Linked DNA regions of Homo sapiens: region 1 is linked to region 2. The links are chromatin loops, found by intact Hi-C in ENCODE. Cell type or tissue: dorsolateral prefrontal cortex. All regions are shown on one strand. Each heading gives the region's core, and the rest is flanking DNA. Links, peaks and the distances in the headings are about the cores only. Region 1 overlaps SRGAP1 (SLIT-ROBO Rho GTPase activating protein 1). Region 2 overlaps SRGAP1 (SLIT-ROBO Rho GTPase activating protein 1).

Region 1 (15,459 bases), core at 4,360-12,359, 120 kb after region 2:
ATAGTGGCTGTACTAATTTACATTCCCACCAACAGTGTACACAAGTTCCCTTTCCTCCACATCCTTACCGGCTTTAGTTCTTTCCTGCCTTTTGGATAAAAGCCATTTTAACTGGGGTGAGATGATATCTCATTGTAGTTTTGATTTGCATCTCTCTGATGATCAGTGATGTTGAGTACCTTTTCATATACCTGTTTGCCATTTGTATGTCATCTTTTGAGATATCTCTATTTAGATCTTTTGCCTATTCTAAATTCAAATTTTAGATTTTTTCCTATTGAGTTGTTTGAGCTCCTTATATGCTCTGGTTATTTATCTCTTGTCAGATTGATAGCTTGCAAATATTTTCTCCCATTCTGTGGATTCTCTCTTCACTTTGTTGATTGTTTCTTTTGCTGCACAGAAGCTTTTTAACTTGATGTGTTTCCATTTGTTCATTTTTGCATTGTTTGCCTCTGCCTCTAGGGTGTTACTCAAGAAGTCTTTGCCCAGACCAATTGCCTGGAGAGTTTCTCCAATGTTTTCTTGTAGTAGTTGCATAGTTCAAAGTCTTAGATTTAAGTCTTGAATCCATTTTGATTTGATTTCTGTGTATAGTGAGAGATAGAGGTCTAGTTTCATTCTTCTGCATACGGGTATCCAACTTTCCCAGAACATTTATTGAAGAGACCTTTCCCCAGTGTATGTTTGTGTTAGTCCATTATCACACTGCTATAAAGAACTGCCCAAGACTGGGAAATTTATAAAGGAAAGAGGTTTAATTGACTCACAGTTCCACATGGCTGGGGATGCCTCAGGAAACTTACAATCATGGTGGAAGGGAAAGCAAACACGTCTTTCTTCACATGGCAGCACGAAAGAGATGTGCCAAGCAAGGAAAAGCCCCATATAAAACCATCAGATCTTGTGAGAACTCATTCAGTATCACAAGAATAGCATGAGGGTAATTGTCCCCATGATTCAATTACCTCCCACCTGGTCCTTCACATGACATGTGGGGATTATGGGAACTACAATTCAAGATGAGATTTCGGTGGGGACACAGCCAAACCATATCAATGTTCCTGGCACTTTTGTTGAAAACGAGTTCACTGTAGATGTATGGATTCATTTCTGGGTTCTCTATTCTGTTCCACTGGTCTATGTTTATGCCAGTACAGTTTTGGTTACTATAGCTTTTGTTACTATGGCTGTCTTGGTTACTATAGTTTTGTAGTATAATTGAAATTAGGTAGTGTGATTCCTCAAGTGTTTTTCTTTTTGCTCAGGATGGCTTTGGCTACTGGAGGTTTTTTGTGGTTCAGTATAAACTTTAGGATTATTTATTCTATTTCTGTAAAGAGTATTATTGGTATTTCATAGAGATTGCATTGAATCTGTAGACCGCTTTGGGAAGTCTGGACATTTTAACAATATTGATTCTCCCAATCCATGAACATGGAATATCTTTCCATTTTGTTGTATTTTCAGTTTCTTGCATCAGTGTTTTATAGTTTTTATTGTAGAGATCTTTCACTTCTTTGGTTAAGTTTATTCCTAGGTATCTTTTTATATTTGTAGCTATTATAAATGGGATTACTTTCTTGATTTCTTTTTCAGATTATGTGCTGTTGGCATATAGAAATGTTGATTTTGTATCCTGTAACTTTACTGAATTTGCTTATCTGTTCTAATAGTTTTTTAGTGGCATCATTAGCTTTTTCCAAATATCAGATCATATCACCTGTAAACAAGGATAATTTGACTTTTTCTTTCCCAATTTGTACGTTATTTCTTTCTCTTCTCTGATTCCACTATCTAGGACTTCCAGTGATCACATTCTTACCATCTAAGATCATCATTGTTAAAGCTAGACTTTCTCTATGTCCCTATATATACACATTTTTAAACCAGAAGGAGAGTATGAAATGATATTTTACAAAGAGCATTCTAACCTGCTTTTTAAAATCAATAATCTTTATCCTTCCATCTCAGTAGATTTTTGTCTTATCTAATACATACCACATTTCCATTTGTGACCCCAAGGAATGTTCCACAGCTGATGTGTCTAGGCAAGATCTGATTTAGGATTACACATTATGTCTGGATGATATGTCCCTTAAGTATTTTTTAATCCAGGCAAGTTCTTTTATTTATTTGTTTGTTTATTTATTTTGAGATGGAATCTTGCTCTGTTGCCCAGGCTGGAGTGCAGTGGTGCAATCTCAGCTCACTGCAACCTCCACCTCCCAGGTTCAAGCAGTTCTGCCTCATCCTCCCAAGTAGCTGGGATTACAGGTACGGACCACCATGCCCGGCTAATTGTTTTGTATTTTTAGTAGAGACGGGGTTTCACCATGTTGGCCAGGCTGGTTTCGAACTCCTGACCTCAGGTGATCTGCCTACCTCGGCCTCCCAAAGTGCTGGGATTACAGGCTTGAGCCACTGTGCCCAGCCTAATCCAGCAAAATTCTTTGTTGAAGAGACACGGACAGGTGTTCCTCAGAATGCCTCAGCTTCTGGATTTGTCTATTACCTCCTTATGTCATTTATCCTGTTTCTTTGTCCTGTATATTCTTGCAAGTTGAACTTTACATAAAGGCCTGATGGGTTCAAGTTAAGCACTTTGCAATAGAATACATCATTAAGTGTGTTGCTACATCTTATTTAGGCATACCACAACATCTATTTAACCCACCAACGGTGATGCTAAAATTGCTGTCTTTGGGTGATGTGACTTCGATTTCCTACATTTTATAGTTAAGTCTTCCCTCCTTACAACAGACTATGGATATTTTAAAACCTCTCAAATTTATATTTTATTACACTGGAAATCTACTAATTTGGAACTCAGCAACATCTGAGCTATAATTTACTTTTGTTCAGCAAAACTCTTTCTTACAGTAAAAATTAATAATGTAAACTAAAGGGGAATAACAATTTTTAAAATGTTTTTAAGCACTTCAGACTAATCAGTTTACATATGTGTCATTGACACTGTATTTAATGGAATCTCCTTTTGTTAACTACTACAGCTAAAACTTTTAATAATTCAACACTTTAATAGACAAGTTTGTCTTTTCTATATATTTAGAGGTGATCTAATGGTTTTAAAAATATTTAATAATTCTCAATTTTTATCTGTTTGAGATAACCTTTACCTATCAATATTAGTTTGAATTACTAAAGTGCATTCTCTCTTTCTCTCTCTGTCTCTCTCTCTTTTTCTCTGTATCTCTCTGAGAAATTGCTGCCAATGTAGAAAATCTCTAATCATTTATAAATAATGGTTTTTGGAGGTCTACTGAAATGTATTTTTAGTAAATCTTACATACTTAATTGTGCCTTGTTAGGATCAATGAATGAACATTATGATGAGTTCCATCACTGAACATGACTCCTTCATAAACTTAGTAGGTAAAAATTAATTTCTTGATCAAGTCCAAGTTAAAAATATTAGATATCAGAACTCTAACGTTTATTGATATTGATGGTAATACAATGAAGAAAATGGCTCAATTGTTAACCAAGTATCTATTCTTTTATTTCAGCTGAAAATATTTGAATGTAGTATACCAAACAAGGGTTGGACACTTGTGGGTACTCCAGATATTGAATTATGTCTATGGAGAAGGGAAGGAACTGTGACTGGGGAGGGGGAACTTGGAGAACTTCTGAAATATCAGTAACATTAAAAGGAACATAACCTGGGCACGGTGGCTCACACCTGTAATCCCAGCACTTCGGGAGGCTGAGGCAGGCAGATCACCTGAGGTCAGAAGTTCGAGACCAGCTGACCAACATGGTGAAACCCTGTCTCTACTAAAAATACAAAAACATTAGCCAGGCGTGGTGGTGGGTGCCTATAATCCCAGCTACTCAGGAGGCTGAGGCAGGAGAATCGCTTGAACCTGGGAGGTGGATGTTGCAGTGAGCCAAGATTGCGCCATTGTACTCCAGCCTAGGCGACAAGAAGAAAAGTCAGTCTCAAAAAAAAAAACAAAATAAACGTATATGTTTTGTACTTTTCTGTAAGTATGGCATATTTTATATTTAAAAAAGAAAAAGCATGGAATTAGTAAAATGATAGATATATGCCTTAAATATGTTTAATCTAAAGCTCACCAATATACTTGTACCTGCCAATCTTTTAATATTATGATTTATCTTTTTGTTCTTTGTTTTTACTATGCATTATATACTTTTAATGATTTATCTGTTGTACAGAGTTCAGAGTAATCTTTCTTTACACAAATCACTTTCGTTGTGTATCATTTATAATTTCTAGTTTTGAGGGTTTTTTCATGAAGAAAAAATATTCTGGACATGTACAACGTTTTCACAATCTTGCACAGTTGTTATACCTTTGCCTCACCTAATAGCAATTTTGTTTACTCCTGAGTCTTTCCAACAATTTTTTAGACTTATTTTATCAGTTTATTTCATAGGTAATTAAATTATAGTTATAAATATAAATGGCACAAATATTGTACAGTCTGTTCTTGGAGGCATACAGATGAATTGTTGGAGCAGAAATGTAGAGGAGTATTAGAGAGCACCTACTGGCTGTGTGTGTTCACATTGCCTTTGGCATTGGTCACTATGCTTGAGAGCAAGGGTGGATAAACATTTTCTGTAAGGGGCCAGATGGTAAATATTTTAGGGTTTGTGAGCCCATATTGTCTGTGTCACAGCTACTCAACTCTAGTGCAAAAGTAGCCATAGATAATAAGTAAGCAAACGGGTGTGGTTGTATTGCAGTCAGACTTTCTTTACCTTACCAAGCTGCGGGCTGGATTTGGCTCATAGGCTCTAGTTTGCGGATCCTGATTTATAAAATGAAGCAAGTGTTAGTTAACCTGGAGTATCACTTAAAACAGAAGACTTTTAAGAGTGCTTCTCCTCTGTCTCTGAAGAAAGTCCTAAATAAATTTTAATTTGTAAAATAACAATCTCTTAGCTTGGAATCAAGTGGGAAGTGGAATACACTGTTAATTTCACAACAAATAAGGACTTTTATTATGTCATGCTAAAGAATAAATATAAATTGTAAGAATAAATATATTGCAAATATTGGCCAAAGGAAGTTTAATTGGTTGGGAGAATAAAGGTATCATTGTAGAGGAAAATAGATTGTAGTGTTTGTAAATAATAGTTTAAATATCAGTGATAATTATTATCCCCAATATTAAGTGCAAAAGAGCCTATAACTTATTATCCTGTAAGAATTAGGATGTGTTACAACTAGAAGAAAAATCATAACAGGCAACAAATATTTGTAATTGAATGCTGAGAGTTCCAAAAGATTATGATTTGCTAAGAGAAAAGAATTAGAGTACAAGTCTTAATGCTAGGATCCTCTGATCTATAATCAGATTCAACACACTGAAAATATGGAATTCTTAAAGCAACTGGTTTTAAAATTGCATTACTGATAATGTAGCCTCTTCCAGTTCAGTTCCACACCTTCAAAATGTATTCAGAGAAACTCAGTCCTCAACAATAAAATTCTATCCGTGCTTTCTCCCAGAGCACCTGCCCAGTAATAATAAAGTATTTGTCATCCTTGCAGTACAGTTTCATGGTCTCCAGTTTCTCCCTATAAACATTTGCAGGTTGGTTGAAAGCGTGAAAGATAAATCTTTGTTATTATAATTATGGAATATTGCCAAGGAATAATCCCCTACTCCAGCCAGTTTTCTTCATAGAGATTATCTGTCACATGTGTTTTATTGGCCATTTATGCAGAATAAGATTGAAATTAGATTACATCATATATTGCCTGCCATCCTTTTTTATCTTTTCTGAATAATCAGCTACGTTAAAGCTTTTAGCCTTATCTTTTTTGTGTCTTGGGACATGTGTTTAATTAAAAAGCAACTTATTCAGAGTTCAGAGTTTTCTTAGTTTGACTTTTCCCCCATATAACGGTATTAAGATTTGTCCATGGAAACCTGTCCCATTGTAGTACTGTATTCCCCATTAGACATGAACTCCTATTAGGAAGATTATGGAGAGATCATGTTAAATGGGTTAGGATATTGTAGAGATAATGTAAACTGATTTAGGCATGGTTTTATCCCTTTGTGATAGAAAGGGTATTTAAAAACTGAAATGAGTTGGATGACTGAAGTAGTTGGCTTTTTTTGTTTTGTTTTGTTTTAAGTTTTTTTTTCTTTTATTATTATACTTTAAGTTTTAGGGTACATGTGCACATTGTGCAGGTTAGTTACATATGTATACATGTGCCATGCTGGTGCACTGCACCCACTAACTTGTCATCTAGCATTAGGTATATCTCCCAATGCTATCCCTCCCCCCTCCCCCCACCCCACCACAGTCCCCAGAGTGTGATATTCCCCTTCCTGTGTCCATGTGAGCTCATTGTTCAATTCCCAACTATGAGTGAGAATATGCGGTTGGAAGTTCTGGCCAGGGCAATTAGGCAGGAGAAGGAAATAAAGGGTATTCAATTAGGAAAAGAGGAAGTCAAATTGTCCCTGTTTGCAGACGACATGATTGTATATCTAGAAAACCCCAATGTCTCAGCCCAAAATCTCCTTAAGCTGATAAGCAACTTCAGCAAAGTCTCAGGATACAAAATCAATGTACAAAAATCACAAGCATTCTTATACACCAGCAACAGACAAACAGAGAGCCAAATCATGAGTGAACTCCCATTCACAATTGCTTCAAAGAGAATAAAATACCTAGGAATCCAACTTACAAGGGATGTGAAGGACCTCTTCAAGGAGAACTACAAACCACTGCTCAAGGAAATAAAAGAGGATACAAACAAATGGAAGAACATTCCATGCTCATGGGTAGGAAGAATCAGTATCGTGAAAATGGCCATACTGCCCAAGGTAATTTACAGATTCAATGCCATCCCCATAAAGCTACCAATGCCTTTCTTCACAGAATTGGAAAAAACTACTTTAAAGTTCATATGGAACCAAAAAAGAGCCCGCATCGCCAAGTCAATCCTAAGCCAAAAGAACAAAGCTGGAGGCATCACACTACCTGACTTCAAACTATACTACAAGGCTACAGTAACCAAAACAGCATGGTACTGGTACCAAAACAGAGATATAGATCAATGGAACAGAGTAGTTGGCTTTTAAAGTTCTTTTCAGTGGAGGTTCCAGGAGTCTTTGCTTAAAGGAAGCTGCACCAATCTGGTTTCCTCCTGCAGTATGGGCTGTTCTTTCTCTTTTCTCAGTCTCCAGTGTTCACTTACCCTTTTTGGCTGGACTTCTGAATGTTGGGAGTCACCTGAGGCATTATCTCTTGCTTCCATGGCTTAAGTACCATCTGATGGCTCCTAGATTTTTACCACCAGCGTTGATCATCTTCCTGGGCTCCAGATTTGTACATCAACTCACTACTGAGCATCCCTAACCAGATGTCTAACAGGCATCTTGAACATGTAAAATACTCAAAACACAACTATTTATATCCATTCGCCCTACTGTCATCATCCTCCACACACATAACAACATTCTTCTTAGTCATGTTTTACACCTCAGAAAATAATGCCACTTTCCGCTAAAAACCAGTTCTCTTGTTCCACACATATAAATTCATCAGCAAATCCTGTCATCTTTACCTCCTAAATGTCCCAAACCCTGCCACTTCTCACTAGCTGTACTTGCAGTTTCCTAAATTAAGCCTCTTCATTCTTTGACTGCACTATTGCAATAGCTTCCTAAGCTTACACTCATATGTTCCAAAAATCCATTCTCTTCCCAAGCAGCCAGAGTATTGAAAAACATAAATCACTTGAGACCAGCCTGGCCAACATAGCAAAACCCCGTCTCTAATAAAAATGCAAAAATTAGCTGGGCATGATACTAGGTGCCTGTAATCCCAACTAGTTGGGAGGATGAGGCAGGAGAATCACTTGAATCCAGGAGGTGGAGGTTGCAGTGAGCTGAGATCATGCCATTGCACTCCAGCCTGGACAACAGAATGAGACTCCACAAAAAAAAAAAAAAAAAAGAGAGAAAGAAAGAAAAACATAAATCAGATATATCAATTCCTATTTCCTATTCTCCAAAGACCTCCCATTGTCCTTAGAATAAAATCCAAACTATTCACCAAGACCCTGTATGAACTGATGCCTACCTGCATTTAGTGTCATCTCTTGCAACTTTTCCCTTAGTCACCATACATCAGGTACATTAGCTTTCTTTGTTCAGAACCACCAAGCTTTTTCTCGCCTGGGGCCTTTGCACTTTTTGTCTGGAACACTTTTCCAGAGCATTGCAGGACTGACTGCTTCTTTTCATTTATGTTGCACTTCAGCTGCCCTATATAAAAGGACAACACCCTTTCCCCTAACTCTCCCTATTCCTTTGACCCTTTATCTTATCTATAGCATTTACCATCTGGCCTGTATTTAATTGGGTTTGGTTTGCTCATTCTCTCTCCTCTCTCATTATTTGATTCAGGCTGGTTACAGAGATTTTAGCCTGGGAAAAATGAGTAGCAGCTCCTCTGAAGGAAATGATTGTCCATTGCTATATGGGTGGGTGATGTGTTAGGCAGCAAATAATCTATTTGGCCTACTCATTGGCTGAGGCACATGCAACTCACTCCTCCTATTTGCTACTTTGTACCCATCCCTATCACACAGATGTGCCATTTTGATCTTTTCATTGCTCAAGAGAAAACTCAAAACAACTTTTTCTAAATGCTTGGTTACAGTTCTTAAAACAACAAGAAGAGTTAAATTGTCAGCTAGCTCTCTGTGGACCTTCAGGAACCCAGATATGAAAACTCGTGTGTAAAAGTTGCCTGTAGAAGTTTAGACATCTGGTTCAGTCCTGCAAGATGCCTGTCTCTCACAAAATGTGTTTGTGGTATCTAGGGTGAAATTCTGTATAGTTAGGAAAATAGAGAAGGTCAAAGAGGTAGTTATGCAGAAGAAATCCACTTTCTTCATTTGACTACTATGTAAAAGCTCTGAACTTTTCTATTTCTGGTCCTTTATAATTCACTTTGCTTAGGTTGCACTATTTTGCAAGAAGGCTCAAAATAAGGAGTGGATAGAGTCTATACCCAATATCCATGGCTTTAGAATGACCAAAGCCAGGCTTCTTTAAACCCAGAGATAAGACCCAGGACATGAGATCACAGAAGTCTCTCAAACAGAGACCAGAGTATAGAAATGAAGGTAGAATAATTCTGCAGAAGAGAATTCTGCAGAGTATAGAAATGAAGGTAGAATAATTCTGCCGAAGAGAGTAATTCCTTTCCATTCTCACGACAACTGCTGAATTCTGGAGTCACATGGGAGCCTGGGGCTGCCCTCCAGTTACTCCAGTGCAACCCTGGTGAACGACTGTGGCTGCTACTGTTCTTGAAACATGAATGTCAGACTTGTTTCCCATACAGTTCCACTATGGTAACTCCTGTTTTAGGAGCAAACTTCTACCCCACTAGGGCTCATATCATGGAGTTATGCCAAAAAATAAAAGATATTCCTTCTGAACAGCTGTGATCCAGTTATACCTAACATTACACATTATACTCACCATGTTATTTCAGCCAACTCTCAGCATTTGTCACAGTCCTCCATACAGATGGTCCTCAACTTACACTGGTTCAACTTACAGTTTTTCAGCTTTACAATTGATTTATCTGGACGTAACCCCACTGCAAATAGAGGAGCATCTAGACTTTCAATGGCTCAACTTGCAACTTTTCGACTTTACAATAAGTTTATTGGGGCATTAAATGCATTTTTAATTTATAGTATTTTCCACTTAACAACAGGTTTATTGGGATGTAACCCATTGTAAATTGAGGAGCGTCTGTACTTGGATTTCATCTTCATTTTGATACTATTTGCAACCCTTTTGCCTAAGAAAATTAGCCTACTGTGATGATTTAGACTAATATCTATTGGAATCTGTCTTGACAGGTTTTCAGATATTTTAAAAATATACATATGCCCTTCTGTTTCCAACAGCCTTTTCTTCTCCAATTTTAATCCATAATTTTATGTATCTGTTCAGAATTTTTCATCCATCAGAACATTGCTTTGTTTTCATGAAATCTTGTATTGGTTTCTTATGTATTTTCATCACTAAATGCACTTGGGCTATAACTCAGCTCTTTGTGCAGAGGCTGGCTTTTCATATTGTCATTAATAATTCATGAGCTCCATAGAATTACTCTAAACCTTTTTAACCAAGTATCTTGAATCTTAACAGATCCAGTGTCATTTCAGTTTCTAGTTTAGAAAAAAAAAAAAGATTCAGTGACTAGCCTTGCTGTCTCAGGAGACCTTGAATAAGAATTTCCTTTTTTCTGTATCTTGTTTCTAGTTCAAGATGCCTGAAAAACCTAGAGTGTAGAAATGCTGCCTATCAGAAGTAACAAAATTAAGCCAATTAAGTGATCTTATAGACTGACAAGCACCATAGGGGTCAGAGAAGGAAATTTCCTATCAAAACTCTTCACAGAAGCCTCCTAAGGGTAGCACTCAAAGCTCAGAAGACACCTGGGGAGGCTCCTCTATCAGTTAGTAAGCCACATGCACGCTCCTCCCAGCCTAGGAGGAAGCCACGATGAAATTATCTCTTGTTGGGCCCAGACCTGCAGAATCCAACTGACTGCACTGGGTATGGAAACATGCACCGATGCTTTTGTAGTCTTCATATTTATTTCCCCAAAGAAGCTACACTTAAAATTTTGAGGCGTGAGCTAAGTCTCGGAATAATGAAAATTTAGTATGTATTTTTCAGAGCTCCAAGTCAATCTGGTGGTTGGGATTAGATTGCTTTCTCTTTTTTTTCTGCCTTTTCCTTCTCTCTGTCTTTCTCTTTTAAGTTGTTTAAGAGATTTGGGGGTTTTTGTGGGAGGTGGAGGCTTTTCTCCTGATTTCATTCCTCTTGATTTCAATTTTTTAAGTCCCGTTGGAATCAATACTCATAAAATAGAACAGCTTGTCTCATCTGCTGCATTATAATCCAGTAGAATCTATCTTCTTTCAGAATAGTGAGATGTTTTTAAACACTGGTACATCTAAAAAAAAAGGTCATTTCCTTTACAAATTTGTGTTTTCATTAACGCAAATTTCCTATCTTTCTTGAAAGATAGAATAATTTTTCAGGCCCTCTGATATGTATAAAACCGCTCCACACAACCATTATAGATTTTGAAAAGCAAGAGGAATACAAGAGGACTTTGTTCATCTGGGACTAGAATTTCTAAATTAACCAAAATGAATCATTCTCTATATTTGAGTGCAGCTGATTCCACTGGAAATGTATTAATGATGAGACTGATTGCTGCATTTCACAATTGTATTTTGCTTGTATTTGTAATTATGGTGTCACAGCTACTTTCTGTTTTTTTAAATCAAGTCATCTTTAATCAAGTCCTTTTTTCTGCTTGGGGAAATAGCACCCCCAAAAGACATGGTTGCAGGCCCATTTACTTGATGATTGTTTTAGGGCATTGCTTCTTAGACTTTTAATGTGCATATGAATCACCTGTGGATCCTTTTTAATCTTCAGATTCTGAAATAGGTCGGGGTGGAACTCAGGATCCTGCATTTCTTTTTTTTTCTTTTTCCTTCCTTCCATCCTTCCTTCCCTTTTTTCTTCCTTCCTTTCTTTCTTTTTTTCTTTTTTTTTTTTTTCCTTTGAGACAGGGGTCCCACTCTGCTGCCCAGGCTAGAGTGCAGTGGTACAATCTCAGCTTACTGCAGCCTCTACCTCCCGGGATCAAGTGATACCCCAATCTCAACCTCCTGAATAGCTAGGACCACAGCACCCACCCCTATACTCGGCTAATTTTTAAAATTTTTTGTAGAGACAGTGTCTGACTATGTTACTCAGGCTGGTCTTGAACCCCTGGGCTCAAGCAGTCCTCCCACCTTGGCCCCTTGAAGTGCTGGGATTACAGGCGTGAGCCACCGCGCCCAGCCAAGATCCAGCATTTCTAACAAGCCCCTGGTGATGCCATTGCTGCTAGTCCACAGACTAAATTTTAAATAGCAAGATTTTAGAATATCTTTACATAAAAATTTCAAATTTAATAATTCTGAAATTGGAGGGTAAAGGTTAGAATTAAATAGGTTAGTTGTAAGGACCAACCTATTTAATTTAATTCCAAGGGTGGAATTAAACAGGTTCTAAAGACAGGTCAGTGAAGACAGATCCAATGTTTCACATCCTGGTAGATACATCCTTTGTACAAAAGTTGCTTTCTTTGCGACTCCTCCACTATTTTAACAGCAAACCAACGGACAGCTTATGTTCAAATTCCTTGTGGATGGAGATAGTTTATTTACTATGTTCCAATCTTTATATGCCTAGAGCCTAGCATATTCCCTGGCACTTAATCCATGGCCAATTAGTGAGTTGAATTGAATCAAACTGAATTGATTGAACTTCACTGGAACAATATAGGGAAAGGACCTGGTTTTGTAACTTTAAAGTCACTTCTTTCCTCTTTAAGTGATTTATACTGCTTTTATGTACAAATTGAAAATGAACCTGTCAGTAATTGATTACTAATTTCCAGTATTATGCTTTTTTTCAAGTCATATTCTCTTAAAATGCAACATGAAAAAATACAAATGCAAATTAAAGATAATGAAGATTCAAGAATCTCAAAGCTGTTATATTCCTAGGAATACTAAATGAAATTCTATCTCCAATAAGCAGACTTTGGCAATCATTTATTATTTAAGAATTTTATTCTGGGGATAAGAGGGAAGGCATTCCTAGACTATTTTGGCAGATTCTAACCTGTTCTTCTCACTTCTAAAAGTTTATTCTTGATCTTCAATAAAAATATGCAAATTCAAAATATTGTAGTTAGTGTATTTGCAACCTACACAGATTTCAATAAATGATTGTATCAGTATCAGTATTGCACAAATAAAACTTGAATGCTATTTTTCATTCTTTTCTTTTGGTATTTGATTTTGCCTCTTTTATGTTTTAACAGCTTTATGGAGATACAATTCACATACTACACAGTTCACCCATTATAAATCTACAGCTGTCTTTCAGTATACTGAGAGTTGTATATCCATCACCACAATCAATTTTAGAATATTTTCATTATCCCACAAAGAAATCCTGCATCTCTCAGCCATCACCCCCAACTTCTTCCCTCTTCTTAGCCCTCATTAACCACAATCTACTTTTTGTCTCTATAGATTTATCTCTTCTGAACATTTCGTGTCAATAAAATCATATGTGGTCTTTTGTGACTTGCTTCTTTCACTTAGAATAATGTTTTCAAAGTTTCATCCATGTTATGGCATGTATCAGTTCTTCCTTCCTTTTTGTGGCTGAATAATATTTAATGATATGGCTATACCATATTTTATTTATTAGTTTGTAGACATTTAGATTGTTTTTACCTTTTAGCTATTATGCATAATACTGCTATAAACATTTGTGTGCACATTTTTAGGTGGAAATATGTTTTCATTTCTCTTATATATCTAGGAGCAGATTTGCTGAGTCATATGGTAACTCTATGTTTAACTTTTGAGAAACTACCAGATTGCTTTCCAAAGTGACTCTACCATTTTACATTCCCACCAGCAGTGTATGAGGGCTCCAATTTCTCCACATCCTCTCCAACACTTGCTATTGTCTGTCTTATTGATTGCAGCCATCCTAGTGGGTGTGAAGTGGTATCTCATTGTGGTTTTGACTTGCATTTCTCCGATTATCATTAGTATTTCCCAGTGATATTAAGCATCTCCTCATGTGCTTGTTGACCATTTGTATGTCGTCTTTGAAGACATGTCTATTCAGATTCATTGCCCATTTTAAAATTAGACTTTGTCTTTTTATTATTGAGTTGTAAGAGTTCTTTATATATTCTAGATATAAGTACCTAATAAGATACGTGATTTGCAAAAATATCTTCCCATTCTGTGGGTTCTCTTTTCACTCTCTTGATAGTGTCTATTTTTTTTTTTCTTTTTTTCACATGGAGTCTTGCTCTGTAGCCCAAGCTGGAGTGCAGTGGCACTATCTTGGCTCACTGCAGCCTTCAACTCCCAGGTTCAGGCAATTCTTGTGGCTCAGCCTCCTGAGTAGCTGAGACTATAGGTGCGTGCCACCATGCCTGGCTAATTTTTTGTATTTTAGTAGAGACGGGGGGTCTTCAATTTTGATGAATCTAATTTATTTTTTCATCTGTTGCTTGTACTTTTGATGTCATATCCAAGAAACCAGTGCCTAATCCAATGTCATGAAAGCTTACCCCCATGTTTCCTTCTGAGAGTTTTATAGCTGTAGGTCTCACATTTTTGTCTTTGATCAATTTTGCATTCATTTTTGTATGTGGTGTTCTTTTACTTTTTAAGTGCTGTGATCTTGGCTACCATGCAAGTCTGAACAGAGCCCTAAGAACATATCTGTCTGCGGAGTACAACCTTGAAACCTCCAGACATGAGGGCTTAGACATTATTGAGAATGCAGTTGATAATTTAGAGCCCAGGAGCGATAAGCAGAGATTCATGGAGATGTACCCTGCTGCGTTCTGTCCACCAATGAAGTTTGAGTTTCAGTCTCACATGGGTGATGAGGTCAGTAATTGATCATTTTTAAAATAATGAATTGTCTCTTCACTTATATTTCTCCTCACTTGCTATAATCTAACAGTTGTAATAATTCCCAGTTGTTTTCTCTCTCCTGTCCTTGCAGAGGCTCTTAATATAATGCTAAGATTAGTCGCTACCGCCTTTTAAAGCAAACGTCAAACACTCAAATACCCACAGAGGCCAAACAGATAAAAGGTGCAGATTTGCCTTGCACTAAGCTGTCCCAGAATAGAAAGTTTTTGTTCCACCTCAAGACATTTTAATTTAATGAAAATGAAGGCATTTTGCTGGTCTGATAGAATCTGTCTGATGGCTTCTGATAATCCTGATTTAAAGATTCTCATAAAGAAAAGTAATTGTATGTGGCAGGAAAATGGAAGAAGGAAAAAAAAGTACAAAACTTTTTTTAAAATTCAAGTTGGCTCCAAAGCTATAAAATGAGCCTTAGAAATTATGACTGTTTTAGATCCTTTATATAAATTCAGCTTTCTATGTTATTTTACCAAAAAAAATGCATTTAAACTGATTATGAGTTACAGTTGTTTATATTATTGTCTACAGACAGGAGAAAACAAAAAAAGCCAACTTAGGGAGCATGCTATATAGCACTTGTTGTCTCAGCTGTGCAAAACAAAACTCATAGATAAAAACTCAGTCTTAACTTATTATGGTGACAGTCTGTTTTTCCAAATGTAATTATAAGATCATGAAAAGATTTCTTTAATGCTATGTTTTTTTCTGAAACACCAAGTATTAAGACATGTAAAATATATACATGTTTTTATATATATTTTATATATATATACACATATAATGTACCTGCTGTATTTCTAATTGGATTTTATGTGTGTTTGATAGAAATGGTATTTAAGCCAAACACACATGGATTTTGA
Region 2 (15,459 bases), core at 3,081-11,080:
CTATTTTCATACATTATTATTTCAAGCTTATGTTGGCCCTTTATTGGTCCATAATCTCTGATTTTTCCAGGATCTGAGCACAACCACCACCCCCCCCAACAATCTGCTCCATAAATATCCATAGACTGATGGATGCCCTGGATACCTCAAAGATACTAACTGCAATAAGTTAACAAGAGTGGAAGGAAATTTGAGGCAGCAGCTCAGCCCCTGCCTGGCCCTTTCCTCTGGACTTTCAGGTTGTTCTACATATTTTCATTGATTTCCTGAAGAGGTTCTATAATATCCCTACCTCACCTCATTTTTTTTCCCAGTAACTATTTTAATCTAAACTCGTGTGTTTCAATGTAGACATGTTTGTTCTTGTTTAATTAGTGGAGATGGAGAATAGAAAGGCAAAAAGATGGTGGCGAGAATCAGATGCTTTGTCTTTGGGCGTTGTCATTAGGACAAAAAGTCTTAATTTCCCATAGACCCTCTTGGCAGTGCCCTTGGCTCTCCACCAGCCTGTGAACATCGGGAGAGGAGGGTATGTCTTTGTTTTTCCACACCACTCAACTCCCAGTGGCTGGCGCAGAGCCTGGCACACAGTAGATGTTCAAAAAGTAAATGTTTTTTTAAATAAAAATGAGCCCATGAAGTCATATGGAGAGTCTGAGCAATGGAATATTTATCATGGGCTTTATGCCTCGTGGAATTGTGCCTTAATTTAAGAAAACTCTGTTGGCAAAACCTGAGACCGAAAAGCAGATAAATTAGTCGAAGACCATTTATTTTATTATAATATTTATGCTCTATTTTTTTCAAATAACCACTTACTCCAACACTTTGAAAATGTGACTTGGTTGTATAGAAACACTGATTTACACAAAAGTTTTGGTGAATTTATCTTTTATGAAGTGAATTTTCTGAGAATCATATGTTCTAAAATTATATTTAATCTACATAGTTTGGTATCATGTCTTTAAGCAGTAGAATGGCTTCAATTATAAGTATAAATGAAATTGCTAAATATCAAGGAAATGACACAATACTTTCTGGTCCAAAAATAACACTTACAGAAAACAGTATATCACTAGGTATTTTATTGCCAGAAAGTTTAATAAGCTTTCTTATAAGTATTGGTAAAAAGGAATATCTGAAAAATTATTGGCTGTGTTTTATGATGTTGTTATATTAACCTCTTCCTAATCCTCCAAAGAAATAGAGCAGATTAAAGTTTCTTTGTGTGATCTACAGAAATATGAAGCAGCAAGTGTCTTGAGATCCTGTAACTGTTATGAAAAATTGGAAAGAAACATGGAGAATTCCAGCTCTTAGTGAGTTTAAATTTTAGCTGGGAAATCCAGGAACATTTATACCCAAAAAAGAGACTCTTCTTTCATACATCAACAGTCACAAACAGAAAAAAGGGAAAAAGGTGGAAGATAATATTCCAAAAGTTTAATAGTGGTTATCTCCTCTGATGAGAGTAGGAGTAACTTTTATTTTCTTAATATATTTCTGAATTTTCTTAAATGAATATTTATTACTAGTGTTATAATAACAGTTATTTTTTTAAAAAGAGACTGCCCAACAGTGTGCAGGACGTACCAAATGAGAAGTAAGTACAATAAGAGATACACGAATCCAGAGGATTGGGCTTGGGTAGTGAGTATATGTAGAGGAACTGGGGCTCAAGCTGGAGCTTGAAGAGTAGATAATACCATAATAATGATGAGATTTCAAATTTATAGGTTATTACTGCATCAGAGACAAGTTGCCTCCCCAGTAAGCATATTCCCTTTCTATATTGGAAGAGCCCCAATTTTCTTCAGTTAGGATAGTTCCTTTCCAGTTATCAGAAATTGGCTTACAGTTGGATATGTAGCCCAGTTTTGGCCTATGGGACGGCAAGGGGACATGTGCTCAGGTGCTTCTGAGAATTTTTGTAGACACTAAGAGAGATGACCCTTCATTGTCTGTGGACTTTTTCTGGTCTCATATGACACCCGGAGCTGCTGCACAAGAGGAACCAGTAGACAAGTGTAGACAGTACAGTGAAGACATAGAGGGCACCAGAGTCATCAATACCATTGTTCAGCCAGCGTGTGTAGGTGAACTAGTTTCTTCCGTTTTACTTATAGGTTTGTAAGATAACTAATTTCCTTATTGTGTAAAGCCAGTTTGAATTGGGCCCAAAGTTCTCTCACTGATATATCAATTCTACAATTTGCTAACTTGTTCATATCCAAGATTGACTTTGATCTGAACAACAATTCTGCAAAGTTGGTAATATATAAATAATTATTCCCTATACTGATGATGAAACTGAAGTTAAAAGGATACCACTTGCCTAAGGACCCAAATCCAAATTTACCAATTCCAAATCTTTCTGTTTTCCCTCTGCTTTTTCAAATGAGAGAGCGCCATATCAGTGGAGAGATGTGGTACTTAATTCATCAGTTCTGGAGTGAATGCCTGTTCTATGCCCAGGTAACATTCTAGGAGCTAGGGATCCAAAGCAGAGGAGAGGGAAGAAAAGAAAAGCAGCAGAGAGTGAAAGTGTGCTCAGCATTTGGCACATGAATCTCATGTTGGGATCAGTGGATGTTGCACATTGGTTGGTCATGATAACTGCATCAAAAAATTAAGTTGGGATTAGATTGTAGAAACCTAAGAATTCCAGGCTAGAGTTAATTTCTCATTTAGTAGGAAAAACTGGGATGTTGCTGACAATGGCCCATAATCATACAGCACAAAAAGAGAGGCAGGTCTTTAAAAGTCCTTTCATCTTGGTGACAAGTTGTATATCTATATGTGTACCATTTTATATATAATCTACTATAGAACTTGAAATAAGGGAAAACCAGAAACCCCAAGAACATTTCTCTTTAGATGTGGATAATTTAGCATTATCCATACTGCAAATGAAATGTAGTAGTATTCTATGAATTACTTAGTTCAAATGTGACTTGTCTATGACATCTGGGCCCCATATGGTAGATTAATTAAAGCAGGGATGCTGAATTTGGATAGCTTGATATCCTCTTCAAAGACTGATCTCCCTTAGGACTAAGACAGGAAAATCCTGACGTTTTGATTTCTCTGTGTACAGGGACCTTTAGCGTGAGAACAATAAACGGCCTTTTGTAGCTTCTTAATGAGACATGTAGCATGTTATATTAACACCTAGGAGCTCGCCTTAAACTGCTGTCCCTCACTAATAACTAATAAAACGGGTGCACTCTAAATGCAAAGCCACAGCGCTTTCTTATTCTTTATTCTTTTTACCCACATCAGGAGTCTTTGTTTTTTCCTGGTATTGCGTGCCCCTTCACAGCATGTGGAAACAGCACACTGTGTCCAGAAGCGCCCCGTGGCACGGTTGGCCTGGAATCTCCAACATCTCCCCACACAGCAGCAGGCAGCCCTGGATGACCAGGTCAGCCAAAAAGTAAGTTGAGTGTTTTACACATTGGCACACTGTCTGTGTGGACTAAGCCATGTGTAACAGTCTCCGGAGAGGAACCCTCAGCGGTTTCTACTGAGATGAGCATCCAAAGCTGGTCATGTGGCCAGAGAAGAAAGGGCCCAGGGCAAGGGAGATGCACAGGAGAGTAGAGATGGAAGCTGCAGAGCCACACCAAAGGCCTGTTTTTATATTTCTGAGCCTGGTTTGGTGCCTCCTCTGCTTCTAAATGTAAATGCTTACATTTTAGCCAGTTCACATTTCACCTCTCCTTGAGTCCCATGAATTATGCAGGGATCTTTAGGAGCCCTTGTAGAGGTGGAAGAGCAGATGCCGCCCTGGTTCGGGGTGGAGTCTTCCAGGCTTGCCAGGGTGTCCGGTTGTGCTCGCCTGTCACCTGTTACTGCGGAGCCATGGTGGGTTTTTACTGGCTGGTTGCTTGTGTCCTGAAGTTTGAGAAAGACCCCTTACCTTAGCCCAAGCCAATCCCATCCTTACGGAAAGTGAACAGAAAAGAATAGTTGATTGCCTTCCCTGTTCCTCTCTTTTCTTCCTTTCTAGGCAATATTGTCCAAATAACAATGATGCCTTGTGTGGTTAAACAGCTGGAAGGTGGTATAGATTATCATGCTATTTGCACACATATGGAAATAGAGTGAAGCAATAACTTTTACCATGTTAGCACCTTCTACTACTGTTTGTGAAATCTCTTCAGAAATGTTTTTAGGTTTTTTTTTTTTTCCAGCCTGAAATTCCTTTAAGTTGAATGAAAATTGACCTTAAAGGCATATGGTTTGCTAATATACTTTTCAATTTAATCTGAGCAAATTGTGATATACTTTTTTGATATGAAAATCTGGGCTGGGTGTAGTGACTCATACCTGTAATCACAGCATTTCAAGAGGCTGAGGTGGGAAAATGGCTTGAGCCCAGGAGTTCAAGACCAGCCTGGACAACATGGTGAGATCCCATCTCTACAAAAAAATACAAAAATTAGCCAGGTGTGATGGCTTTGCCTGTAGTCCCAGCTACTCAGCAGGCTGAGGCAAGAGGACCACTTGAGTCCAGGAGATCAAGGCTGCAGTGAGCTGTGATCACACCACTGCACACTAGATCCACCATGGGCCACAGAGCAAGACCTTGTCTAGAAAACAAAAAATTCTGCACTGAGTGGTCAATTAGTATACCAATTCTTACTTAGGAGGAAGTATATTCTGAGAAGATAAGTATAAGAGCACCAATCCCAAGACAGATCTCAGACTCTTAACGGGAGGATGTAAAGTAGAGGAGTAATACTCAACCTCCCTCCTCAGCAAGTTCCAGTGAGACTATATGAACAAAGAAAATATTTCAAGTTCCTTGGAATGGCAAGTGTCCTATAAGATATTTGCAATATACTGTTTTTGCTTCAGAAAGGCGTAAGGGAACTTGCAAGGATTCATAAAATACAAAAGAACAAAAATATTAAATGGAAGACCCGAAAGAAAGGAGGAGAAAAAAAGGCATCCAGGGAAGCTAGAAAAGAGACCAAGATAAATGCACCCCATAGTGTTTGAAGTGCAGGTTAATGAGTGGGCCCCTGGCTTCCTGTGAAGTTTTTTCTTCCAGTGAAAAGGGAAACCTGGTCTGTTAAACACCAGGTTGTGAACAGCAACCAAGAAGTAAAAAACAAGTTGTTTCTCAGGAGAAGAAGAATTATTCCTAGTGTTAAGCTAGCATCTTCTCCCAAGGGTGCTCATACTTAGAAAATCTCTAATTAGGATAAACACCTGACATGACCCTGGAAGGTGGCTCCATGGCTCCAAACCTTTATTCCCTTCTGTGAAATGGAGAGATTGAACCTAAAGATCTGTAAAGTCTCTGCAACTCTCAAGTCCAGTGAGTGTGTTGTCTTCACTCCTAACCATTTTCTCTTGTAGAAATGAAACAATCTTTCTATCTCTCTTTTCTTTTCTTTTTTTTTTGAGACAGAGTCTCTCTCTCTGTCGCCCAGGCTGGAATGCAGTGGCGCAATCTCGGCTCACTACAACCTCTACCTCCCGGGTTCAAGCGATTCTCCTGCCTCAGCCTCCCAAGTAGCTGAGATTACAGGCACCTCCCACCATGCCTGGCTAATTTTTGTATTTTTAGTAGAGATGGGGTTTCACCATGTTGGCCAGGCTGGTCTCGAACTCCTGAGCTCAAGTGATCCACACGCCTCGCCCTCCCAAAGTGCTGGTATTACAGGCGTGACCCATGGCACCTGGCCTCTGTCTCCCATTTCTTACTACTGAATTTCTTCTCTCCTTCCATCCCCCACTCCATCCTGCCTTTTTCTTTTTCTGTGGCCCAGCCTGATATTATGTCAAATGCCTCTTTCTCATACAACTGCTTATCTTTTCCCCTACTTAAAAAAAAAAAAAAAAAGGCTGAGCAGAATAGCTATGATCAAGGAGTGTTTGTGTCAGGGGAGGAAGGGGATGGGCCATGTGTTAAGGGGGTGGGGGTTTGCTGTCTGGAATTGAGGTCAGCCAGGAAATAGGAAGCAGTTTTTATACTTCCTTCATTTGCAGGATAGTTGAGGATTCTGCCTGAAAGCTGGGCTCTTTGTTTAAAATATAGGCCACAAGGAGAACTGTCTGTGGTTGTGCCACTGAATGGCTAATTGTTCTTAATTGTATTCTGTGTTCAGCAGACCTCTAACTATCAGCTTAAAAACAGTATTTAGGGAAATTGTTTGTGCCTCCGTTTGTTTCTTACATTCCAGGGTTATCATCGTTGGAGGCAACATGCCTCAGAGTGTGACCAGAAAGGCTCACAAGGGCACCTGCCTCAGGCAGCATGTGGCATCTCCTATGAATTATGCATCATCGGCATATGGACAGTGGAGGCCGCCTAAAAACAACTAGCCGCTTATCATTGCCACAGTTGTACATTACCTTCCCGCGGCCTGATAAAGGCAGTTTTACTCTAGATGAGAGCTGGGATTGTTTCTTCTGGGTGTTCTCTAGAGACCGAGTGTCAGAAACTTAATGGCTTCTGAATGGAAGTGATGTTTGGCATCGTTTAGTGTTGCTGGTCTATGAAAAATACATTCATTGTGGTAAATAAGATATTTAAGGTAACATTAATCCCTGATAAATATATATTAAATTAGTCTTTAATATATATTTAATATATATTAATTAGCTTTCTTTACCCCAAAAACCTTTCTCTCCTACTGTTTGCGCTTTTGCAGTTTGGTACAACTGCCAAGATTAACTGTAATCCCTTGTCCTTCTGTTTGAATAAAAAAAGGAATGGCTGTTAGGTCTTGTCATCATGCCAAAAAATGAACTAATTATCTTCTTCTAACTGGAGACCTGGATGATAGGATGGGTTTTTTTATGGTTAAAAAATACCAATCAGGTCCATTGAATTTGACATCAGCTCAACTAGTAATGTATCTCGAGAATGTCTGTGATCCGTTTGATCTGCAGTTAATACAATATGCTGCATACATAAGAGGTGAAGCTCATGGTTTTCTCTAAAATTGTAACTGGGATTTTATTTTAGAAGTTCACTTGGGTTTCACCAAAGCTGTCTCTTAACAGTAAAATGTGTGAACATTTTTTGAAAAATCCTCAATGTAGCCAAGTGTTTTGAAAAAGGACTTACAGCTCCTCCTCCTAACATGCCAGTTAGAAAAAAAAAAAAAAAGGACTTGATCCTTTGAGTGGAAAGCCTTTTCTAACATATTTCTAGCATTTCCTTGACTGATATATTACATTTTGTGGGAAATAATTTAACCTTGTTCTCTGGTACAATGATGCCAACGAGCCTGGATTCTGTTGAATAGAATGACCCCACCTGGCTGTGATATTTTTAGTTTTTCTGTCTGCTTTTCTTAGGATATGTATTATCACATTATCCCTCCTTGGGATCATGTGGTTTGGAAATCAGAAGTTCCAAACCTGGAAATCACAGGTTTGGAAATCAGATCCTGAGTGTATTAGAATTCTGTTTAAAACAAGAGGAAGTGTGTGCTAGTAATGATCTGAGGGGAACTCCTTTGAAGGAAGAACCTAACATTCTGTGCTTTTATGATCCCTCTATCAATTCTGTAAAACTCTCCCCCTCTCAACACCCTCTATTTGTACTAAAGAATGAGGATATAAAGGTAGTCTTGTTGAAAAATTTCTCTATGGGCATCATTGTAATTCTAGCAGTCCTCAACATGGTCATTTATACTCTAAGAAAAATACTTTATTGTAGTTCTTTAATTAAACAGAAAGTACCTACTTGAGAATAACTATACACAGTAATACTTATAGCTAGATTTTCTATGTAATTAAATTAGCCATATACATTTAATGACATATACAATATGTCTAAGTGAATGATATAATTGTGAATTAAAATATGTTTATTACCCTTTATTGCAACCCATCTTAAATTATTTGGAAGATTTGGTACACTTTGTTAGGTAGGATGACATTCTTTTTTCTTGTTCATTGCTTCAGATTTCTGCTGATATGCTGTTGTTCTCTTTCAGTCCCAGCTGGGCCCAGGGATTCTGTGGGGTGCCTCCACCGGTCTAGATCTTCAGAAGAGTTTTTTCCACTTTATGATCAGTGTTGTAGTTGTTCAGCAAACATAATGAACCATTATTACCATCACAGACACTTGCCACTTAGTGAGTCCACTTTGCTTCTGCTGCTTTTTTCTTTCTTCTCTGAGCCTGGCCTCTTTCCTGTCCTCTATCCTACTCCTGCCTTCCATCCGTTTCTTCTCCCAGTGCCGTCTCCCAGCGCAGACGCTTTCTTTTGTTTAGCAATAACAATAACAATTTGTTATCGTTCTTAGCACAATGCTTAACATTAAAAGTGCTCACTAAATATATAGATAGGTTTTTTAAAAATAAATGAATACATCTAAAAATTACTTTAGCCAATTTTCAATAGAAGCATTAAAATGAGAAAAGGGGCTCTTCAGAGTAATAGGTACCAGGAAATCTAAGCTAAGTCTGGTTACTACAAATTAATCCCAAGTTCGTATGTTTCTCGAAAGTTTCAGAAAGGGAAGCTCAGTGAGTTGTACGTCACTTATTATCTGGTGGAGGGAAGTATGCCACTGTACCAGGAGAAACAGTATTTTTTTTTCTTAGTACATATTTCTGTATTAATGGTCATTCAAGGAACAAAATATTGACAGTCTCTTCATAGTAATTTTATAATAAGCTGCAGACATTTTTTCTCAGTTAAAAAATATAATGAGCATCTAATATGTGCAAGGCCCTGTGCCAGGAGCTGATCATACAATGGAGAATAGGAAATTTATGGTTTCTACCATCAAAGAGAAATCTTTTTATATCCCACAGAGTTAGTTAATAGTAACAATAACATTCATTGAGCTCTTAGCTATGCCAGGCCCCCATCCAAGTGTATATAGGCATTAGCATGTTAATTCCTATAAACCTTACTGGTACTGTTAATTATTCTACTTTTTACACTTAAAGAAATTGAGGCAAAGGGAAGTTAAATAATTTTTCCAAGGTTACATAGCTTGTAAGTGGTAAGAAATTTGAACCCAAGTAAGGCTGACTGGCTCTTGGGTACAGGCTTTTAACAACTATTCTATGTTTTTTTTCTAGGGGTATAAGAAAATGAAGAGGAGTAAGTTTTTGAGGGTTGGAGGTGGGCAAAGGTGATTGGTTTGCAATATGTTAAATTTGAGTTGCCTGAAGGCATCAAGAATGGAGATATGCAGTGGGCCATGGGGTATACAGATCTGCAGTTGGGCAGAGAGATCTGGGCCAACCAACATTTAGGTGATTTTTTTAGGCATCAGCAGTACATGGCTGGAATATGAAACCATAGGGAGAAAGCCTATGAAAGGTATGAGATGAATATATTTTTAAAATCTACCTTCAGAAAATCCAAGAATGTATATTAAATTATAATTCAGGAAAAATACCACTACAGAGAGTTCACATAATGTAGATAAAGATATGTAGCCCTTTGGCAGTTGGATGTATATGTACATGTTAGGTCCTGCGGTTGAGCTCAGCTGGTAAGGAGGAATGGGTAGCAAGCATTTGTCTCATTTGGTAATGGCCAGCCATGTATTGGGGGCACATTGCCTCAGATTCTCATAACTCTTTTCGGGAAGGTGCTGTCATCCTCATTTTATAATTGAGGAAACTGAGGCCCAGAAGATTAAGTAATTTGTCATGTGTCAAGGTTGCACAATAGTAAGTGGCAAAGCTTGGGTTTTGTCTTAGTCAGTTTGGGCTGCTATGACAAACTACCATAGATTGAAGGGCTTGTAAACAACAGAAATTTATATCTCACCGTTCTGGAGGCTGGGAAGTCCAAGATCAAGGCAGATTCAATGTCTACTAAGGGCCCACTTTCTGGTCATCTTCTCAACCTTGCATGGCAGAAGGGGTGAGGGAGCTCCCTGGGGCACTAATGCCCTCATGACCCAATCACCTACCAAAGGCCCAACCTCCAAATATTATCACATTGGGCATTAAGATTTAACCTGTAGATTTGGAGGGGGACACACATTCATTCAGTCTCTATCAGCTTTAGAGCCAGGGCTTTTGACTGCCCTTTGTTTCTACCCCTCCTGCACAGTTGGGCCACCGGAACAGTAGTAGATGTGAAAGCTTCTGCTATGTAAACAGGTTTGCTCCACTCACAAACATGCCACTGGACATACAGCTGAGGCCCAAGGTTGCCTTTGATAGTGCAGAGAAGAAATAACCCAGTCGGAAAAGTATTCCATCACTCCCATAAAAGCTCCCTAGAACAGCTTTGGTAAGGGAAGGTTCACTTTGTAGCCAGACAGGAACCCAGGTGCATGCTGCACAGTGAGGCACAAAGTGCCCTGCTAGCTCCTTCACCCTTGGACTGCTGTCACCCCACCCGGGCAGCAAGCACCGCTTCCTAGGTAGGCTGCTCTGCCTCCCACCCTCTCTGACTGTGCAGTGACATGGATGGGAGCCACTGATCCACTTCTCATGAAATCCAATTATTCAGGCAGAAAAGATGACTTCCTGGCAGAGCCCACAGGAAGCGTCCCCCAAGCCCCAGGAAACAAAACAAATACAGCTCTTCCTATCATTTTGACATCCTCTTTCTGCCCACCCCTCCCCAACAAGACAGACAGCAGAAATCTGGACTCAGCACTTTTACTTTTAACTCTTTCTTGCCATTAATGTTAATGAATGGTTCTTCTCAGGGCCAAAGGCTTCTGTCTTTCTCCCTTCCTCTTTTGTCTTTCTGTTTGTTTTTTTTTTTTAAATACTTTAAGTTTTGGGATACATGTGCAGAACGCGCAGGTTTGTTACATAGGTATACACATGCCATAATGGTTTGCTGCACCCATCAACCCGTCATCTATGTTAGGTATTTCTCCTAACGCTATCCCTCCCCCAGCCCCCTACCCCTCAACAGGCCCTGGTGTGTGATGTTCCCCTCCCTGTGTCCATGTGTTCTCTTTGTTCAACTCCCACTTTATTTAGGTACATTCCTAACAGCCATCTTTTCCCCAGTACTCTTACTGCTCCACATCTTGGAGAACTTATCTTGTGGATTCCACAACTTCAAGGTGTTCTTAACCCCATTGTTAGTTTAGGGATGTCTAAATGTTGTAGGATACTGTCACTGTTGTACATACACACTTATTTTGATGGGTTTGGTTGTTACTATCCAAGGCTTGAATTAATCCCACAGGGGAGCTCTGGAACTGAGATGGCCCCAGCAAGGGAGCAGAATCTTGGGTGAAGTGGCTCTCTTTAGCCAAGGTCCATTACTGGGGAGGGACTCAGGTATGAGCCATTCACAGCCAAACTCTTGGCAGCTAGAAGACTGAGTACTTCAGTCCCAGCACTTCAGTCTCAGAGCAGTGATCTGGGCAGGACTGCAGCATCCTCTGCAACACCTTTCTACCTAGTTCACCCACACATACCTTCCTATCTGGTTCACCCACACATACCTTCCTACCTGGTTCACCCACACATACCTTCCTACCTGGTTCACCCACACATACCTTTATCTTTTCAGGATCTTCAGCTGTTTCTTGCAGAAATCACCTTGACAATATTCAGCTTATTCAACTGAAAATATCTCCTCAGTGTTCTTTTTCTCTACACTGCATTATGAAATGGAGGTCTTTGTAATGAACAAGAAACAAGCCAACAAAATAATGGGGAAGATCTGGTTTTTGTATTCTCCTTTATGTTACCATTGTCACCATCCTAATTTTGGCCTTAATTATATCTATTTGGATTTATGAATGGCTTCTTTTTTTTTCTTTTTTTTTTTTTACAGTTTTATGCAGGCATAATTGACCATAAACTTCATATATTTAAAGTGTACAATTTGATGAGTTTTGACATATGTACGAAACCACTAAGATAGTGAACATTTCTATTACCACCACTCCTAAATTTTATCATGCCCCTTTGTAATCCTTCTTTCTGTCCCTCCCAGCCCCATTGTCCCCAGGCAACCACTGACCTGCTTTCTCTTGCTGGTTAGTTTGTATTTTCTTTTGTATTCTTTTTTTTTTTTTTTTGAGACAGAGTCTCACTCTCTCTCTCGCCCACGCTGGAGTGCAGTGGTGGGATCTTGGCTCACTGAATCCTCTGCCTGCTGGGTTCAAGCAATTCTTCTGCCTCAGCCTCCCAGGTAGCTGGGACCACAGGCATGCACCACCATGCCCGGCTAATTTTTTCTATTTTTAGTAGAGACGGGGTTTCTCCATGCTGGCTAGGCTAGTCTCGAACTCCTGAACTCGTGATCCACCTGCCTTGGCCTCCCAAAGTTCTGGGATTACAGGCATGAGCCATTATGCCCGGCTTAGTTTGTATTTTCTAGAATTTTATATAAATGGAATCATACAGTAAGTACTATTTTTTCAGGGGGACAGTCTTGCTTCTTTTACTTAGCAAAGATTTTTTTTTTAATTCACTCATATTGCTGTATATATAGTTTCTTTTTATTGTTAACGCATATTCCATTGTGATTGATAATCACAGATTGCTTTTCCATTGACTTAGTTGATGGACATTTCAATTGTTTTCATTTTTAACCACTACAAATAAAAGTGCTATGCACATTTGTGTACAAGTCATTATGTGGATATCCTCTTTAATTTCTCTTAGGTACTTAGGAGTAGAATAGCCAGATCACATGGTAGGTCTATATTTAAATTTATAAGAAACTGCAAACTGTTTTCCGAAGTGATGGTACCATTTTACAATTTCACCAGATGTCTATGAGAGTTACATTTGCCTTACTTCATCACCAACATTTGGTATTGTGGGTCTTAAATTTTAGGCAATCTAGTGACTGTGTATTGGTATCTTATTGTGGCTTAATTTGCATTTTCCTAGCCCAAGTTTACTAAAATTTTTCTCTTATGTTTTCTTCTAAAAGTTTTGTGTTTTAGCTCTTACATTTATGTCTGTGGCCCATTTTGAGTTAATTTTGGTTTATGGTGTTACGAAATGGTTTAATTTTTTAAATATGTGGATACCTGTTGCTCTAGAACTATCCATTGAAGACTTCCCTTTACCTGTTAAACCTTTTTCAAAAGTCAGTTGACTATGTATGTGTGGATCTCTTTCTAGATTCTTTTCTGCTGCATTGATCTGTATGCCTCTCTTTATGCTGAGACCACACTTTATTGATTCTGTAGCTTTAAAATAAGTCTTGAAATCAGGTAGTATATAAATCCTTCAACTTTTTAATCTTTCTCAAAAGTGTTGGCTGTTCAAGGTCTTAATATTTTCCCATTTGTTTTAGAATTAGCTCATTGCACTCACCACAACCTTTAGTTCAGTGTTGAATAAAAAGCAGTGTGAATTAGAAGAGATCCTAATCTCAGGCAATACATTTATCGTCTTTTACCATTAAGTATTGTATTAGCTATAGGTTTTTCATACATCCCCATCATCACAATGAGGAAGTTTCCTTCTATTCTTGCTTTGCTAACAGTTTTTTTTTTCCTGAATGGATTTGAATTTTGTCAAATGACTTTTTTTTCATCTATTGATATAATCTCACTGTTCTACTTTATTCCGCAGACATCACCTTAGCAATATAAGGAATTATGTCAGGTGAAAATATCACCAGCTTTCTTTCGCCCTAAAATGCATAATAAAATGGAGGTCTTTATAATGTTAAAGCAACAGTGGAAAAGACCTGGGTTCCATTTTCTCCTTTAGTTACCATTATCACCATCCTACTTTTGGCCTTAATTACTTCTAATTTTGATGAGTTGACTGGCTTCTTAACTATTCTTCCCACCCAGTCTCTCTTCCTTCCTGTCATGATTTGAGAAAAACCTCCCTGAAGAACACTCCTGGCCATATTGTTTGTTTTTCTCTTAACAAAAATAATCACTGGCTTCTCATTACCCACAGAATACTCTGCTCAGCAGGGATGCTGGTGTCTCCCACAGTCCAGTGTCAGGGACACAGTCATCTCTGTCTTGGGATATCCCATTCCTACCTTTCTTCTTGATACAGTGGAAATATGGTCACTTCTCCTATGTTTTTGTAACTTAGGACACTTAATGTTATTTTTTCTGCATCTTTTTATATTTCATATTTCCCACAAGATTGGAAGTGCCCAAGGATACTAGCCATGTTGTACCTATTTTTATATATTCATAGTTCCTTCCTGGTATAGTGCCTTGTATGTAGCAGGCATTTTACTTGTGTTTACAGAAGGAATAGATACACACAGCCTATATATATTCCATATATATATTTTCCATGTATATATATATTCCATATATATGTTTTCCATATATATATATTCCATATATATGTTTTCCATATATATATTCCATATATATATTTTCCATATATATATATTCCATATATATATTTTCCATATATATATATTCCATATATATATTTTCCATATATATATATTCCATATATATATTTTCCATATATATATTCCATATATATATTTTCCATATATATATATTCCATATATGTATTTTCCATATATATATTCATATATGTATTTTCCATATATGTATTTTCCATATATGTATTTTCCATATATGTATTTTCCATATATGTATTTTCCATATATGTATTTTCCATATATATACATTCATATATGTATTTTCCATATATATACATTCATATATGTATTTTCCATATATATATTTTTTCCATATATATTTTTTTTTCCATATATATATATATTTTTTCCATATATATATATACCAAATAAGAGAATATATCTCTGGTACAAATGAAGAATATTTTCTCAACTCTTCTTTTATAAGTACCCTTTAATTATATGATAGCTGCTTAGTCACAACTTGTTTTTTTTTTTTTTGCTGTTGGTCTTTGAAAAACTTGGTGTCTTGGATCAGACATTTTTATTATTTATTATTATTATTATTATTATTATTATTATTATTATTATTATTATTTTGAGACGGAACCTCGCTCTGTCACCCAGGCTAGAGTGCAGTGGCGTGATGTTGGCTCACTGCAAACTCTGCCTCCCGGGTTTGCGCCATTCTCCTGCCTCAGCCTCCCGAGTAGCTGGGACTACAGGCGCCTGCCACCACGTCCAGCTAATTTTTTGTATTTTTGGTAGAGACGGTGTTTCACCGTTTTAGCCAGGATGGCCTTGATCTCCTGACCTCGTGATCCGCCCGCCTCGGCCTCCCAAAGAGACATTTTTATTTTTAAGGATACAACGTATTGTAGAAATGCGGTAGAGCACATATGTGGAATTTTATAACTTTGAAGCAGCTTTTCAGTTTGTGAGTACTCATCATTACTGACAACTTACTTTTCTGACCATCACCAGAGGAATCCAATTAATGATTCTTTGGAGGAAAAAATAAGAAAGGAATCCAAACTAATATACACAAAAATTCCCTTCCCTGATACTGATTGAACCTAATACTAATAGCTCTTGTTTTGAATTTCATAATTCTAGAAGAGTTAAACTTGAAAATGTATCTCTAAACAATGCAGCCTCTGTTTTCCACCAAAAGGC

The links. A loop is a pair of places that touch in the nucleus more often than their neighbours do. Peaks named below come from ENCODE experiments on the same cell type or tissue, not always from the same donor. Only the 100,000 strongest peaks of a DNase experiment are listed, where the experiment ranks them.
Region 1: a loop joins it to region 2, with 3 times the contacts of the local background. A loop is called at or near these places in 2 of 110 quality-filtered maps.

Annotation. Positions count from the first base shown.
Region 1 is chr12:64,048,588-64,064,046 of GRCh38, forward strand. It overlaps SRGAP1 (SLIT-ROBO Rho GTPase activating protein 1), which reads left to right. Exons shown (of 22, transcript NM_020762.4): 7 at 14,330-14,551. Among named protein-coding and RNA genes, the nearest start is that of KICS2, 170 kb to the right of the region's middle. In dorsolateral prefrontal cortex, for the core only: no CTCF peak of the experiment used is centred there; no DNase peak of the experiment used is centred there; H3K4me3 peaks cover 1,020 bases; H3K27ac peaks cover 3,119 bases.
Region 2 is chr12:63,934,563-63,950,021 of GRCh38, forward strand. All of the region lies in intron 1 of SRGAP1 (SLIT-ROBO Rho GTPase activating protein 1), which reads left to right. Among named protein-coding and RNA genes, the nearest start is that of SRGAP1, 98 kb to the left of the region's middle. In dorsolateral prefrontal cortex, for the core only: no CTCF peak of the experiment used is centred there; DNase peaks (open chromatin) are centred at 3,430 and 6,279; H3K4me3 peaks cover 1,548 bases; H3K27ac peaks cover 5,849 bases.